3 separate regions of the Homo sapiens genome follow, and regions 1 and 2 are each linked to region 3. Evidence: chromatin contacts called from ENCODE Hi-C or POLR2A ChIA-PET data. All regions are on one chromosome and are shown on one strand. Each heading gives the region's core, a stretch centred on a gene start or an enhancer-like site at or near the end of the contact. The rest is flanking DNA. Distances are from core to core; before and after follow the strand shown. Region 1 overlaps ITGAE (integrin subunit alpha E). Region 2 holds the start of TRPV1 (transient receptor potential cation channel subfamily V member 1). Region 3 holds the start of P2RX5 (purinergic receptor P2X 5).

What was found. A loop is a pair of places that touch in the nucleus more often than their neighbours do. ChIA-PET counts read pairs that join two places held with the same protein, here RNA polymerase II (POLR2A). Pooled maps may share reads with other maps.
Region 1: a loop to region 3 is called in a map of natural killer cell, with 3 times the contacts of the local background. The contact joins the enhancer-like site here to the promoter of P2RX5 in region 3. A Hi-C loop is called at or near these places in 2 of 168 maps with a recorded cell type or tissue (endothelial cell of hepatic sinusoid and natural killer cell) and 9 of 50 pooled maps. POLR2A ChIA-PET finds 5 or more read pairs at or near these places in 5 of 52 experiments (activated B cell, activated CD4-positive, alpha-beta T cell, activated CD4-positive, alpha-beta memory T cell and 1 more).
Region 2: a map of K562 shows a loop between it and region 3 (3-fold over the local background). The contact joins the promoter of TRPV1 here to the promoter of P2RX5 in region 3. A Hi-C loop is called at or near these places in 1 of 168 maps with a recorded cell type or tissue (K562) and 2 of 50 pooled maps. POLR2A ChIA-PET finds 5 or more read pairs at or near these places in 3 of 52 experiments (CD4-positive, alpha-beta T cell, CD8-positive, alpha-beta memory T cell and HEK293).

Annotation. Positions count from the first base shown.
Region 1 is chr17:3,761,906-3,766,057 of GRCh38, reverse strand. It overlaps ITGAE (integrin subunit alpha E), which reads left to right. Exons shown (of 31, transcript NM_002208.5): 3 at 2,098-2,189; 4 at 4,076-4,143. Among named protein-coding and RNA genes, the nearest start is that of ITGAE, 37 kb to the left of the region's middle. RefSeq lists an enhancer at 2,280-2,379. Within about 2 kb of position 2,602, at least 4 of the 41 ENCODE cell types and tissues checked have a DNase peak (open chromatin) inside an H3K27ac peak, as active enhancers do; they include natural killer cell, where a contact is called at or near this core.
Region 2 is chr17:3,606,420-3,610,913 of GRCh38, reverse strand. It overlaps TRPV1 (transient receptor potential cation channel subfamily V member 1), which reads left to right and starts at 1,503. Exons shown (of 17, transcript NM_080704.4): 1 at 1,503-1,605; 2 at 2,349-2,487. SHPK (sedoheptulokinase) reads left to right here. Exons shown (of 7, transcript NM_013276.4): 7 at 1-2,674. The coding sequence ends at 354. RefSeq lists an enhancer at 1,112-1,613.
Region 3 is chr17:3,694,379-3,698,568 of GRCh38, reverse strand. It overlaps P2RX5 (purinergic receptor P2X 5), which reads left to right and starts at 2,414. Exons shown (of 12, transcript NM_002561.4): 1 at 2,414-2,700. The coding sequence starts at 2,564. It overlaps P2RX5-TAX1BP3 (P2RX5-TAX1BP3 readthrough (NMD candidate)), which reads left to right and starts at 2,165. Exons shown (of 15, transcript NR_037928.1): 1 at 2,165-2,700. RefSeq lists a silencer at 2,185-2,544 and enhancers at 2,665-2,714, 2,827-3,343.

The DNA of each region.
Region 1 (4,152 bases), core at 1,353-3,852, 67 kb before region 3:
TAACCCCCCCATCTCATGATCCTTAATTTATTAACTCACATCTACGAAGTCCCTTTTGCCATAAAAGGCAACATATTCACAGGTTCTGGGGATTAGGACGTGGCCTTCTTTGGGGGGCCATTATTCTGCCTACGATAGCAGATGGAGAGGTGGGAATTTCAGCCGTTATAGGTGTATTGAAGCCATGGGCTTGGAAGGGATCACTAGGGAGAGTGTGCCGGCAAGGAAGACAGTGACCCAGCCCCCAGATCCTGGTGGCAGATAGAGGTCAGACCGCGAAGGCACCAGCGAAGCCTTGAGGAATGAGGAGAGAGTAGGCAGAAATCTAGAAAAAAGTGTTCGAAGGAGATGGTTACTCATGTTTGGGGCTTCTGAGAGGTTGAGGAAGATGAGGACAGAGAGCGGTCCGTTGGATGTGGCATTGTGGGGGCCCCTGGTGACCTTCACAGGAACTGACTCAGAGGGTGGGAAGTCAGCTTGGGGTGGGTTCAGTTGTGGGTGGGCGGATGGACGCACAGGTGCAGACTTTCTTATTATTCTGTAAGCCATGCCGATACGTGAATATATTTCATAATGTATTAAAATGTAGAGTGATAGGAGTTGAGGAAGTGGAGACGGTATCTCATTTCTGCCCCACCTTCCTGTGCTCTTTAGTCTGTCCCAACCCACTGTAGCCACATCATGACCTTTTTTTTTTTTTTTTTTTTTTGAGACAGAGTCTCGCTCTGTCACCCAGGCTGGAGTTCAGTGGCGTGATCTCGGCTCACTGCAACCTCTGCCTCCTGGGTTCACACCATTCTCCTGCCTCAGGCTCCCGAGTAGCTGGGACTACAGGCACCCGCCACCACGCCCGGCTAATTTTTTGTATTTTTAGTAGAGACGGGGTTTCACCATGTTAGCCAGGATGGTCTCGATCTCCTGACCTCGTGATCTGCCTGCCTCGGCCTCCCAAAGTGCTGGGATTACAGGCGTGAGCCACCGCGCCCGGCCTCATCATGAGCTTTTGAAAGCACAGCTAATCATGTGCTTCCCCTTTATAAAGTCCTCCATGACTTCTACTGCCCTCTGCAGAAAGACCTTGGACTTGGTTCACTGTTAACCACCAAGCCCCTCGTCCCCTCCCCACCATCCCCTATGACAACCCCCGGAGCTCACTGTCTGTCTCAGGACAGCCCAGTTCTCCTGGGTAACGTGGATGGTGAGAATGTTGAGGCTGTCCCTGGAATCTGCCGTCTCCCTGGACTGGGCCTGGGTGGGGGCAAGAAGTTTGCAGTCAGGAGGCGCAGCTCTTGAGGCTGCCTTAATCAGGCTGAGGCAGCCACCCCCAAACCTCCAGTTCTTTTATTTATTTATTTATTTATGAGACGAAGTCACACTCTGTCCCCCAGGCTGGAGTGCAGTGGCGTGATCTCCGCTCACTGCAACCTCTGCCTCCCAGGTTCAAGCAATTCTCCTGCCTCAGCCTCCTGAGTAGCTGGGACTACAGGCACACGCCACCATGCCCGGCTAATTTTTGTATTTTTAGTAGACACGGGGTTTCACCATATTGATCAGGCTGGTCTCAAAGTCCTGACCCCAGATGATCCACCTGCCTCAGCCTCCCAAAGTGCTGGGATTACAGGCGTGAGCCGCCGCGCCCGGCCTCCAAACCTCCAGTTCTGACTGACCCACAGGATAGGGGCACCAGCGTACTCTTCTCAGGAACTAAGGCCAGGCAGGGCAGGCCCCCTGGGTGGCCCACGAGGAAGCCAGCACTGCCCCCAACAGAACCAACCCCAACGCTGGTGGTTTTCTGGCCTCCCCATCCCTGTCCCCATAAGAGAGCAGAGTTTTTATTAACCATCAGTATCACCCCTTCTTTGTCAGGGTGGGCAGCAGGCAGAGAGGGGTTGCATTTAACCATTTCCTGCCTGGTGCTGTGTAGAAGCAGAGGTTGGGCAAATGTCTTCCCCATAATCCAGAGTCTGGGCTAGGAATCTGCCGGCCAGACAGGGAGCTTGTGAGTGCAGGCAACTGGAATGGGAAGGGTGCTGGGCAGGCAGGGAGAAGACGAGGAACATCAGCCAGCTCAGCTTTGCAACCTCCCCTCCCACTCAGGCTCCTGGTCACCAGCCCCAGAACCAAGAGGACACCAGGGCCCCTCCATCGATGTTCCCTTGTCCAGGATGAAATCCTTTGCCATCCTGTAGGTAAGTCAGCCCCAACTCCAGGGAATGCTCCCCAGGACCCCCTTTCTAGCAAAATCCCCCTCATCTAAACTCAAACCATTCCAACCCCAGCCCTGCCTCATCCAGCCCGTTCACCCCTAGACTCCAGCATAACCCACAGCAAGATTCCATCCCAATGCCCAGTCCCACCCCAACCCAATCCTAATCCCCAGCCACCTTTCCTGACACAGTCCTAGCAACAGAAATGATACCTACAGCGTATTGCGTGCCCACCCTGTGCCCGGCAGTCCTCTGAGTCATTCTGTTTTCATCCTCAAAACCGCGCCATTTATAAGAGAGGAAGCTACAGTTCAGAGAATGTAGGTCTTTTGGTTGCCAGTATGACAAAGTTCACACTTTTAGTGTTGGTGGCTGATTCGAAACTCTAGCCCTTCCTGATGCAAGTCATCACACCTCAGTGCAATTCACCCCCTACATATTCAGTCTAACTGTGGCCACCCTAGTAACTAGCATGGGGCCTGACATATATTAGGTACTCAATAAATGCCATTTGAATGAATGAATGAATGAATGAATGAATGAACCTGATTCACTCATTAAACTCTATCCATCCTACCCAGTCAAACTCAGGTCACAGATTTACTGACAACCTCTTGGCTATATATATATAAATAAATAGAATCCTTGTCTTGTCTGAGGCTGGGCGCCGTGGCTCACGCCTGTAATCTTAGCACACTGGGAGGCCAAGGCGGGTAGATCATTTGAGGTCCAGAGTTCGAGACCAGCCTGGCCAATATGATGAAACCCCATCTCTACCAAAAATACAAAAATCAGCCAGGCGTGGTGGTGCATGCCTACAATCCCAGCTATTTGGGAGGCTGAGGCAGAAGAATCGCTTGAACCCAGGAGGTGGAGGTTACAGTGAGCTGACATTGCACCACTGGACTCCAGCCTGGGCAACAGAGCAAGACTGTTTAAAAAAAAAAAATCCTGCCAGGCACGGTGGCTCATGCCTGTAATCCCAACACTTTGGGAGGCTGAGGTGGGCCGATCATGGGTCAGGAGATCGAGACCATCCTAGCTAACACGGTGAAATCCCGTCTCTACTAAAAATACAAAAAGAAATTAGCCAGGTGTGGTGACGGGCACACGTAGTCCCAGCTACTCAGGAGGCTGAGGCAGGAGAATGGCGTGAACCTGGGAGGCGGAGCTTGCAGTGAGCCGAGATTGCGCCACTGCACTCCAGCCTGGGCGACAGAGCAAGACTCTGTCTCAAAAAAAAAAAAAAAAAAAAAAAAAATCCTTGTCTGAGAGGCACTGAGTTGAACAGACTCAATCTCAGTCCAGCAGGGTTGACTGAGTGATTCCATGACTGAAAAATAAGACAGTATCCTGAGGCTGACAGTGGGGAGGACGAGGAAGGAGCTACCATTTCTGCCCCTGAGGCTGGGGGCAGTAAGATTCCCCAGGATGGGTCTGTGAGGCTGGGGGGTTCCTTGGTCCACACAGCCAGTCCCACGGTATCTTGCACATTCCTTGGCACTTACATACCCACCAGGCAGTGCTTCTCCACCCACCTGCCCGACCAAACCCACTGAGGAAAAGCAGCAGGCATCCGCTGTTGCTGGACGCCCATCACCACGCTCACAAGGCTGGGCACAGAGCAGACGTCAATGGGCACGTGTTGAAAGGGTCAGCAAATGAGCCCCGGGGATGGGCACTCGGCCCTGAACGTGTCCAGTCCTGACCTTGAAGGCCCCCGCTCTAGCTTTCTAGAGGCTTCTCTGAGTGGCCAACAGTTCCTCATGGGGGCCTGACCAAGGTGGCTCTGTGCCCTCTGACCTTGGCTTCGGGTCTCTGCCTCCCAGAGTCCCCTCCTCCTCCTCACCTGGGCTTAACTTTTTCAGAGCATGTCCCCATCCCCAAGGGGAGGCACCGGGGAGTGACCGTTGTCCGGAGCCACCACGGTGTTTTGGTGAGTGCA
Region 2 (4,494 bases), core at 254-2,753, 87 kb after region 3:
AGAGATACCCACCTGACCATCACCCCGACAGTGCTGGGGGAGAGGCACCTGCCGGACCAGCTGGCCTCAGTGACCAGAATCTCCTCCTCCGACCTCTCCCTGGGGCACGTGACCCGGGCTCTGTGCCGAGGCATTGTTCAGAACCTGCACTCCATGCTTCCGATTCAGCAGCTCCAGGAGTGGGGCGTGGAGAGGGTGATGGGCAGTGGGAGTGCGCTGTCCAGGAATGACGTGCTGAAGCAGGAGGTGCAGAGGGCTTTCCCTTTGCCCATGTCCTTTGGGCAGGATGTGGATGCAGCTGTCGGGGCAGCTCTGGTCATGCTCCGGAGACACCTCAACCAGAAGGAATCTTAGACAGCAAACTCTTTCGCCAAACGACTGCTGTGAATTTTACCTGATTAACATTCCTGACACCATCTGTGGGTCATCCTTTCCCTGGACCGTTCAGTGGACAGCTTTCAAGCAGTGCTTGTTGTGAGGTCCCATCTCGGCCAAGAACTTACCTTCAGAACATACTCTAATAATGCAGCCAGGAGCCGTCAGCCAGATCCCAAATGAGTGCCTTCCGAAATTGACCCACCTGGGAGCTATTTACAAATGTCCATGTGGGAGAGAGAGAGCATGAGAGCACAGTAGCCCAGCCTGCTGGTCAGCAGGCTCATCTGTGGTTCACCTGTAGACAGAGAGCAGATCAATGTGTACTTCAGACACCAGAAAGTCTGGTGGCTTTGGTCCCAAGTGGGAAAAGAGAACTGCCCCATGCCCAGCTTGTGATTATCGTTTTTGGAGACCTGAAGCCCACACTCGGGTCGTATGGACTTCTGGAAAAGTTCTTGTCTCCTGGACTGAACCATGTGACCGGAGGCCCCTTTCCTAGTCTCATCCTCCCCTGGCTGCAGATGCTTAGCTGGGCCAGGGATTGACCCAAGCGCGATGCAGCAGGCAGGCTCAGAAGACGATGCGGGGCTGTGTGCCGGCCTTCTTGCTGCATGTACTCAGCCTCAGGAGAGCTTGCTGCACCCAGGCCGCCCAGGTCTTCACAGCACAACTGCCTGGAAGGCAGGTTGCGAGAAGGAGAGGCGGATGGCATGAGCAGCAAGGGGGACCGATGCTGTGCAGCTCACACCACTCCAGAACCTGACAAGGCACCAGCAGGACCCCTTGCCAGGAGCATGTCTGTGCAGCAGTGTTTTTGCCCCTGCACATTCCAGAAGCCCTCATGGGAAGGGATGCAGCCAGGCAGACTCCTGCCAGATGGGGCAGGTAGTTTATTCAAAGAGAACTCTGTATCCCATAGGCCCAGGCTCTCCTTTCGCTTGGCGTGGGCTTTGCTGGCCCAGTGTGTGCTCCTGGCTCAGCAGAAACATCCATTTGAGTTGGCATCCCTGTAGGGATCCCAGAGCGTTGTAAGCCTTCTTGTGATTGGTAGGGATGGCTGTGGGGTGGCTTCCAGGAGGGGGCCACCATTGCCGCATCTACTTCTAGACTCCCAAAGGAGCCCAGGCTCAGGCAGGCCTGGCCCAGAGTCACGCTGGCAACCACGAGTTTGGGAAGCAGTCGTATTCTCTCTCTCTCTCTCTCTCTCTCTCTCAGTATCCATGACAGGTATGAAACATATTGTCTCTTTATAAATGTCATTTTACAAATTATGTGATTATCTGGAAGCTCTAAGATGAGAGCAAATGCCTGATCACTCTGGCCAAATGTCAGATACTAAAGCCCATTCTTGGCCGGGCATGTTGGCTCCCGCCTGTAATCCCAGCACTTTGGGAAGCCCAAGTGGGTGAATCACCTGAGGTCAGGAGTTCAAGACCAGCCTGACCAACATGGGGATACCCCGTCTCTACTAAAAATACAAGCCGGGCGTGGTGGCGCATGCCTGTAATCCCAGCTACTCAGGAGGCTGAGGCAGGAAAATCACTTGAACTCGGGAGGCAGAGGTTGCAGTGAGCTGAGATCGCGCCATTGCACTCCAGCCTGGGTGACAGAGCAAGACTCTGTCTCATAAATAAATACAAAGCCCATTCTTCCAGAGTCTTGTGCCTTAAATAAAACACACCTCTCTGCTGTGGGAAGACTGTGCAATGGCACAGCCGCAGAGCTTGGTTTGGGAGGTTGAAGTGCTCTGGGGAGAATTCGTAGATCATCCTCAGAAAAGCCTTGCCCTGGTGTTCTACCAGAAAAACGTCTCCCAATCACCCAGGAAAGCTGTCCACAGTAGTCCCCCCTTATCCACGGTGTCACTTTCCATGGGTTCAGTTATCTGCGGTCAACCACGGTCTGACAATATTAAATGGAAAATTCTTCAAACAGTTCCCAAGTTTTCCCTTGTGCATTGTTCTGAGCAGTGTGATGGAGAGTCTCTGCCGTGCCATCTGGGATGCAAACCGTCCCTGTGTTCCCCACGTCCAGGCCGTAGATGCTCCCCGCCGGTCAGTCACTTAGTCGTCAGATCGCCCGTCCTGGTATCACAGTGCTTCTGTTCAGGTCAGTCTTTTTTTACTTCATTAGGGCCCCAAAGCACCAGAGTAGTGATGCTGGTAGTGATGCTGGCTGTTCGGATATGCCAAAGAGAAACCGTAAGGTGCTTCCTTTAAGTGAAAAGATGGGAAGAAAACAGTCATATGCTGAATCTTCTATCTGTGAAATTCTAAAGAAAAAGAAATTCGTGCTAGTTTTTTTTGCCTTTTTTTTTTTTTTTTTGAGACATAGTCTCACTGTGTCACCCAGGCTGGAGTACAGTGGTGCAATCTTGGCTCACTGCAACCTCTGCCTCCCGGGTTCAAGCGATTCTCTTGCCTCACCCTTCTGAGTAGCTGAGATTACAGGCTCCTGCCACCACGCCTGGCTAATTTAGTTTTAGTAGAGATGGAGTTTCATCATGTTGGCCAGGCTGGTCTCGAACTCCTGACCTCAGGTGATCCACTTACCTTGGCCTCCCAAAGTACTAGGATTGCAGGCGGGAGCCACTGACCCCAGCCTCATGCCAGTTTTGCTGTCACACCTCAAACTGCAAAAGTATGGTCACAGTGTGTGATAACTTTTATTAGAGTGTATTGTTAAAACCGTTCTACTTTGGCTGGGTGTGGGGGCTCACACCTGTAATCCCAGCACTTTGGGAGGCCGAGGCGGGTGGATCACCTGACATCAGGAGTTTGAAACCAACCTGGCCAACGTGGTGAAAACTCGTCTCTACTAGAAATACAAAAGTTAGCTGGGCATGATGGCACGCGCCTGTAATCCCAGCTACTTAGGAGGCTGAGGCAGGAGAATCGCTTGAGCTCTGGAAGCAGAGGTTGCAGTGAGCTGAGATCGCACCACTGCACTCTAGCCTGGGTGACAGAGCGAGACTCTGCCTCAAAAAAAAAAAAAAAATTGTTCTACTTTATTGTTGTTGTTAATCTCTTACTGTGCCTAATTTGTAAATTAAATTATATTACAGATATGTATGTGTAGAAAAAACATGGCATATGCAGGATCCAATACTAGCCTTGGTTTCAGGCATCTATGCAGGGTCTTGGGACATATCTCCTGTGGATGACAGGGGGCTACTGTATTTTTTTTTTCTTTTAGGCAGAGTCTCCCTCTGTCGCCCAGGCTGGAGTGCAGTGGTGCGATCTCAGCCCACTGCAACCTCCACCTCCCGGGTTCAAGCAATTCTTGTACCTCAGCCTCCCGAGTAGCTGAGATTACAGGCATGTGCTACCACACCTGGCTAATTTTTGTATTTTTAGTAGAGATGGGGTTTCACCATGTTGGCCTGGTCTTGAACTCCTGACCTCAGGTGATCCACCTGCCTCAGCCTCCCAAAGTGCTGGGATTACAGGCGTTAGCCACCATGCCTGGCCTGCTACTGTAATTTTTCTTTCAGCCAAATGAGTTTAAGATGCTGTCATTGCAGCCCTGAGGAAGGCTGCATGAGAGAGAAGAGTAGGCTGAGTTTACCAGCGTCCTTTGTCTTTTGGGAGGAGCCAGGCCGTCTAATCTCAGAGTGGCAGCCTGTCTCGCCTGCCCAGCATGCAGTGGATGGGGTCTGCAAATGTAAGGTTAGGAACGGGATGGACATCCAGCAAGCTCAGGCAGCCCAGCCTTGTGCCTGGTGTGGCCCCGGAACTCTCTGTCCTCTTTCCAGACTATGCATTCACTCTGCCTCTGAGGACTGAGCCTTGGAGGGTCCCAGTTTGTCAATAAACAGGGCTGCTCCTGCTGCTTCCGTTGCCTGAGGCCTGGAGCCTCCGTCTAGGTGGGGGATGAGTGCAGCTGCCTGAAGTCACAACCACGTGCACAACCCACCCTCCTTCCCAGGAGGTGCCAGTAAGTGGTTTGAGGCCGGCATGCTTCTGAAGAAGTGGTGAGCGGGGCTCCTTTGCTGGCCGTCAGTATCCCGATGCTATGAGCCCACGGCAGGGCTGCACCTTCCCCCCGATCCGCTTCGGCCAGTGGGACGTGCACAGGGAATGCCTGTCACTCCTGGGCAGAGGTCTTTAGGAGCCA
Region 3 (4,190 bases), core at 1,165-3,664:
TGAATCAAGAACAGCAGAGTGCCTGGGACTGGGGCTAGTGGTAGGCTCTGCTCTGGGGCCTCACTTACTCACCCCTTCCCTAATCACCCCAGAAAAATGAAGGTCCTGGTCTCTAAAGACCCCTTCAAAGAACAAACAGGCCCTGGAACAAAACCTGGAACTCCCTTGGGGAGTGGAGAGACTCAATGTGGCACCATCTCTGTGACACTCATGTTGTCCTGTGCTGGGGTTGATGGGCAAGCTCTTCTCCAGGGCAGATGCAATTCAGGCGACTCCTGTGAGACTCTGAAAGTCCACCTCCCCTCTATACCTTACCCTGGAGCAGCACTGTCAGGGTGACGGGCATCTTCTTAGGGGTGATGTCACTCGGTGGCGGCTGCTTTAGTGAGCATTGGAGTGCTGTGTTAGCAGGGGGCTGAGGAGGAGGCTGGCAGGAGAGCCAAGATGACTTCAGCCCCTAAAATTCGCAGTCATGACTGGGGCAGGGTGGAATCGAAATGCCCTCCCTGTTGAAAAAAAAAAAAATCAGGGCCAGGTTTGTCCACTCATTCAATAATATGTCTAGAACTATTATGTGGCAGGCACAGGGACATACAGAGATGTCCAAAGGCATGGTCCCTGCTCTCCGGGAGCTTCTGGTCTTAGCATGGGACACAGTCACTAAGTCAACGAGATCCTACTGGATAGTGACAGGTGCTCTAAGGGAATAAGATGAGATAATGGGATAGAAAGTGGCTGGGCTGGGACTGGGGGCTACTTTGGGTGGGCAATAATAACAGGCCTTTTTGAAGAAATGGCAGTTGAGTTGAAATGGATGAAAAGATGCAAAGATCCACGCTTTCCCAAATGACAGTTTGAGAGCAAAATACAGGTTCCCAGCCCCATCTTAGATTTCGTGAATGAAAATTTGAGGGGCAGGGCCTAGGAATTTGCCTTTTTTTCTTCCACATGATTCCCATGCACTTTGAAACTGGACACCTTCCTTGGGGCTTTTACTTTAGAATCACACTGATGAATTTCAGGGTACCTTCCAGTTCCCCGAGTCTGTGGCTTAGGGAAGGGAGCCTCTTTGTGTGTGAAAGCCAGGGGTAGGGAGAGGAGCAGGACTGCTTGTGGTCAGACTGCAGGATGCAGAAAATAAGCGTGCGCAGCTCCTCACCACACCGCGCTCACCCAGGGCCCTGCGTCTTTGGCTGTCAGGAGTTCTAAACCTGCCCCCCCGGAGGCCCTCCCTCATCCCACTCCCACTCCTGTTGAATTCCACATACTGAGAGGGTTGCAGTCATAGCTGCATGGATCAGTTCTATTTCTTGTGCGTTGGGAACCATTCCAAACAGTTGGTACATGCGCACTCTCCAGGCATATTTTTAGGATCCTAGGGTGGGTTGCCTGTGTCTCCCCGCCCCCACCCCGTCTGCCCCCCACCCCCGCACCATCCGCCCTGAGTGTGGGAGGGAGGTCTTCATGCTGCCGGCACTCGGGACCTGCCTGACCACCGACTCCGCCGGAGTGTGGGCTTTTAAACCTGCAGCAGCTGCTGCAGTAGAAACGCGCATTAGTCGCAGCAGACACAGGCAGCCTCAGGTGGGACAAGTCTTGTCTCTTCCAGCCTGTGGGGGAGCCACGGCTTCCCCCCCACAACCACCCCCTGCCCACGGAGCAAGAATGTATCTCCCTGGCAGGAGACCTGGCGCGAGGTGAATGGAGAAACCTGTTGTGTCCCCTTCCTTCCTCCCCTGGCCTCAGTTCCCCATCTATTCAATAGGAAGAACCCTTTGGGATTTCTTTGCGAGAGAAAGGGGAGTTTTGCTTTAAACGGAGCTCTTCCCGGCCGTGCGCGGTGGCTCACGCCTGTAATCCCAGCACTTTGGGAGGCCGAGGTGGGCGGATCACCTGAGGTCAGGAGTTCAAGACCAGCCTGGCCAACATGGTGAAACCCCGTCTCTACTAAAAATACAAAAATTATCACGCCTGTAGTCCCAGCTACTTGGGAGGCTGAGGCAGGAGAATCGCTTGAACCCGGGAGGCGGAGGTAGCAGTGAGCTGAGATCGCACCACTGCACTCCAGCCTCGGCGACAGAGCGAGGCTCCGTCTCAAAAATAAATGAATAAATAAATTTAAAATAAAATAAAAAGGAGCCCTTCCCCCTTTCACTTCCTCTCCTCCGCGATCGCTGCTTTCAGCTGGGCAACAGCACAGGGCGGTCCTGCGCATCCGGGGGGCTGCGCTCCCAGACCGGTGGCTGGGGAGTAGGTTGCAGGGGTGTCACTGTGTCAGGGGAGGAGGAGGAGGAGGAGGAAGAAGAGGTAGCGGCAAGGTCGCGGTCTGAGGTTCCGGTGCTCGCCGCCGCCCAGCTCCCAGCCGAGGCTTTCTCAACCGCGTCAATAAAAGGCCGCCCCGACCCGCCCCCGCGCCCCGCAGCCCTGCCGGACACCCCGGGCTGCAGCTGAGCGGGCGCAGACGGGCCGAGGCGGGCGCCGGGCGCGCAGGGACCGAGGGACCGAGTGCTCCCCATGAGCGCACGTGGGCCGGGCGGTCCGCAAGCCCGGCTGAGAGCGCGCCATGGGGCAGGCGGGCTGCAAGGGGCTCTGCCTGTCGCTGTTCGACTACAAGACCGAGAAGTATGTCATCGCCAAGAACAAGAAGGTGGGCCTGCTGTACCGGCTGCTGCAGGCCTCCATCCTGGCGTACCTGGTCGTGTAAGTTCTCCGCGGACTTTTGGGAAGGCGGGGGAGGGGCAGGGCGGGTGCCAGCCGCCGCGTCCTTCTCCAGGGTCCTGGAATTCGCAGGCGTGCACGCGGTTTTCCCGGTAGCTGGGGGTCTGTGAGCCTGCTTGCTGTGGGGGTCCTCTTTGGGTCCTTGGGTGTAGGAGTAGGGTGTAGAGAGGGGGCTCTCCACTCCCCCACTGGCGCTAGAGGTGATGAGAGGTGGGCAGGGGCCTTCTGGTTTCCTCGATTTATCAGGCTTTCCCTGCAGCTGCTTCTCCCAGAGTCGGGTCCCCACGTGTTAGGGCCATGGGAAGGGGGCAGGGATGCCAGGGGGCTGGGTGGCAGCTGTCGCCCCAGGAGCCTCCCTGGGCCTTGGCCTGGCAGCTGACCCAGGCGCCGGCAGGTTATTTATAATCACAGGGTGTCACTGCCTACTCAGAGCTGGAGAAACTCATCAGCCCGGCATGTTCCTGAGCTCCCTTCCGGTCAACTTGCCCCACCCGCGGCCAGCCTCTCTGGTGTCCAGCTGGGGGTCCTGCCCAGAGGCCTCTATCTCTGCACCCAGCTCGGCCATCCCCTTCCCCCATCCTCATGCCACCTGGCAGGAGCTGGCGCCACAAAGCCAAAGAGGCAACTTGTGGAGGCTGCTCTGCCAGGCGCCTTCAGAGCCCTGACCCCGGGGTGGGTCGGGGGTGAGCAGGTGGAGGGGAGAAGCAGCGCTGGACAATGGGGATGCGCCTCATTCCACTCGTTCAGTAAATGCGGTGGAGTTCCTCCTGCTTCCTCCTGGGAGGGCAGCCCTGACGCCTGGCTCTCCCTCGGAGGTCCAGCAGTCCGCGTTCTCTGAGCTGCATCCCCAGGCCCCTGGCCGCCTCCCACCTGAGCGGCCTCGTAGGCGCTGTGCTGTTGCTCAGCCAGGCCTGCCCGTCCTCCTCCACTCCCTTAGCATCCACTCAGCCCCCAGATCTGGGCTTTCCAGTAACTCCCTCTCCCTTCCTCCCTGGCCTTCCCACAGTGTAATTATTGGGCTTATTTGGGGGATCATTTGCCTGATGTCGCTGTCAGTCCGGGAATGCCCTGAGGGTGGGGCCCCAGCAGCACTTAACTGCTTAGGGAATAGATGTGAAATGAACGCATGAATGAATAAATGGAGTTGCTTTTGCTTGAACAATAGAAATTTAATTCTCGCAGTCCTGGATGTGGAAATCTGAGACGAGGGTGGTAGCATGGTTCGGGGTCTCAGGGGGGGCTCTCTCCTTGGCTTGCAGATGGCCACCCTCTCGCTGTGTCCTCACATGGCAGGGAAAGCAGGACATATTTAACTAAGTACAAGTATGAAAATTAGGAAATTGGCGGCCGGGCGCTGTGGCTCATGCCTATAATCCCAGCCCTTTGGGAAGCCGAGGTGGGTGGATCACCTGAGGTCAGGAGTTCGAGACCAGCCTGGCCAACATGGAGAAACCCTGTTTCTACTAAAAATA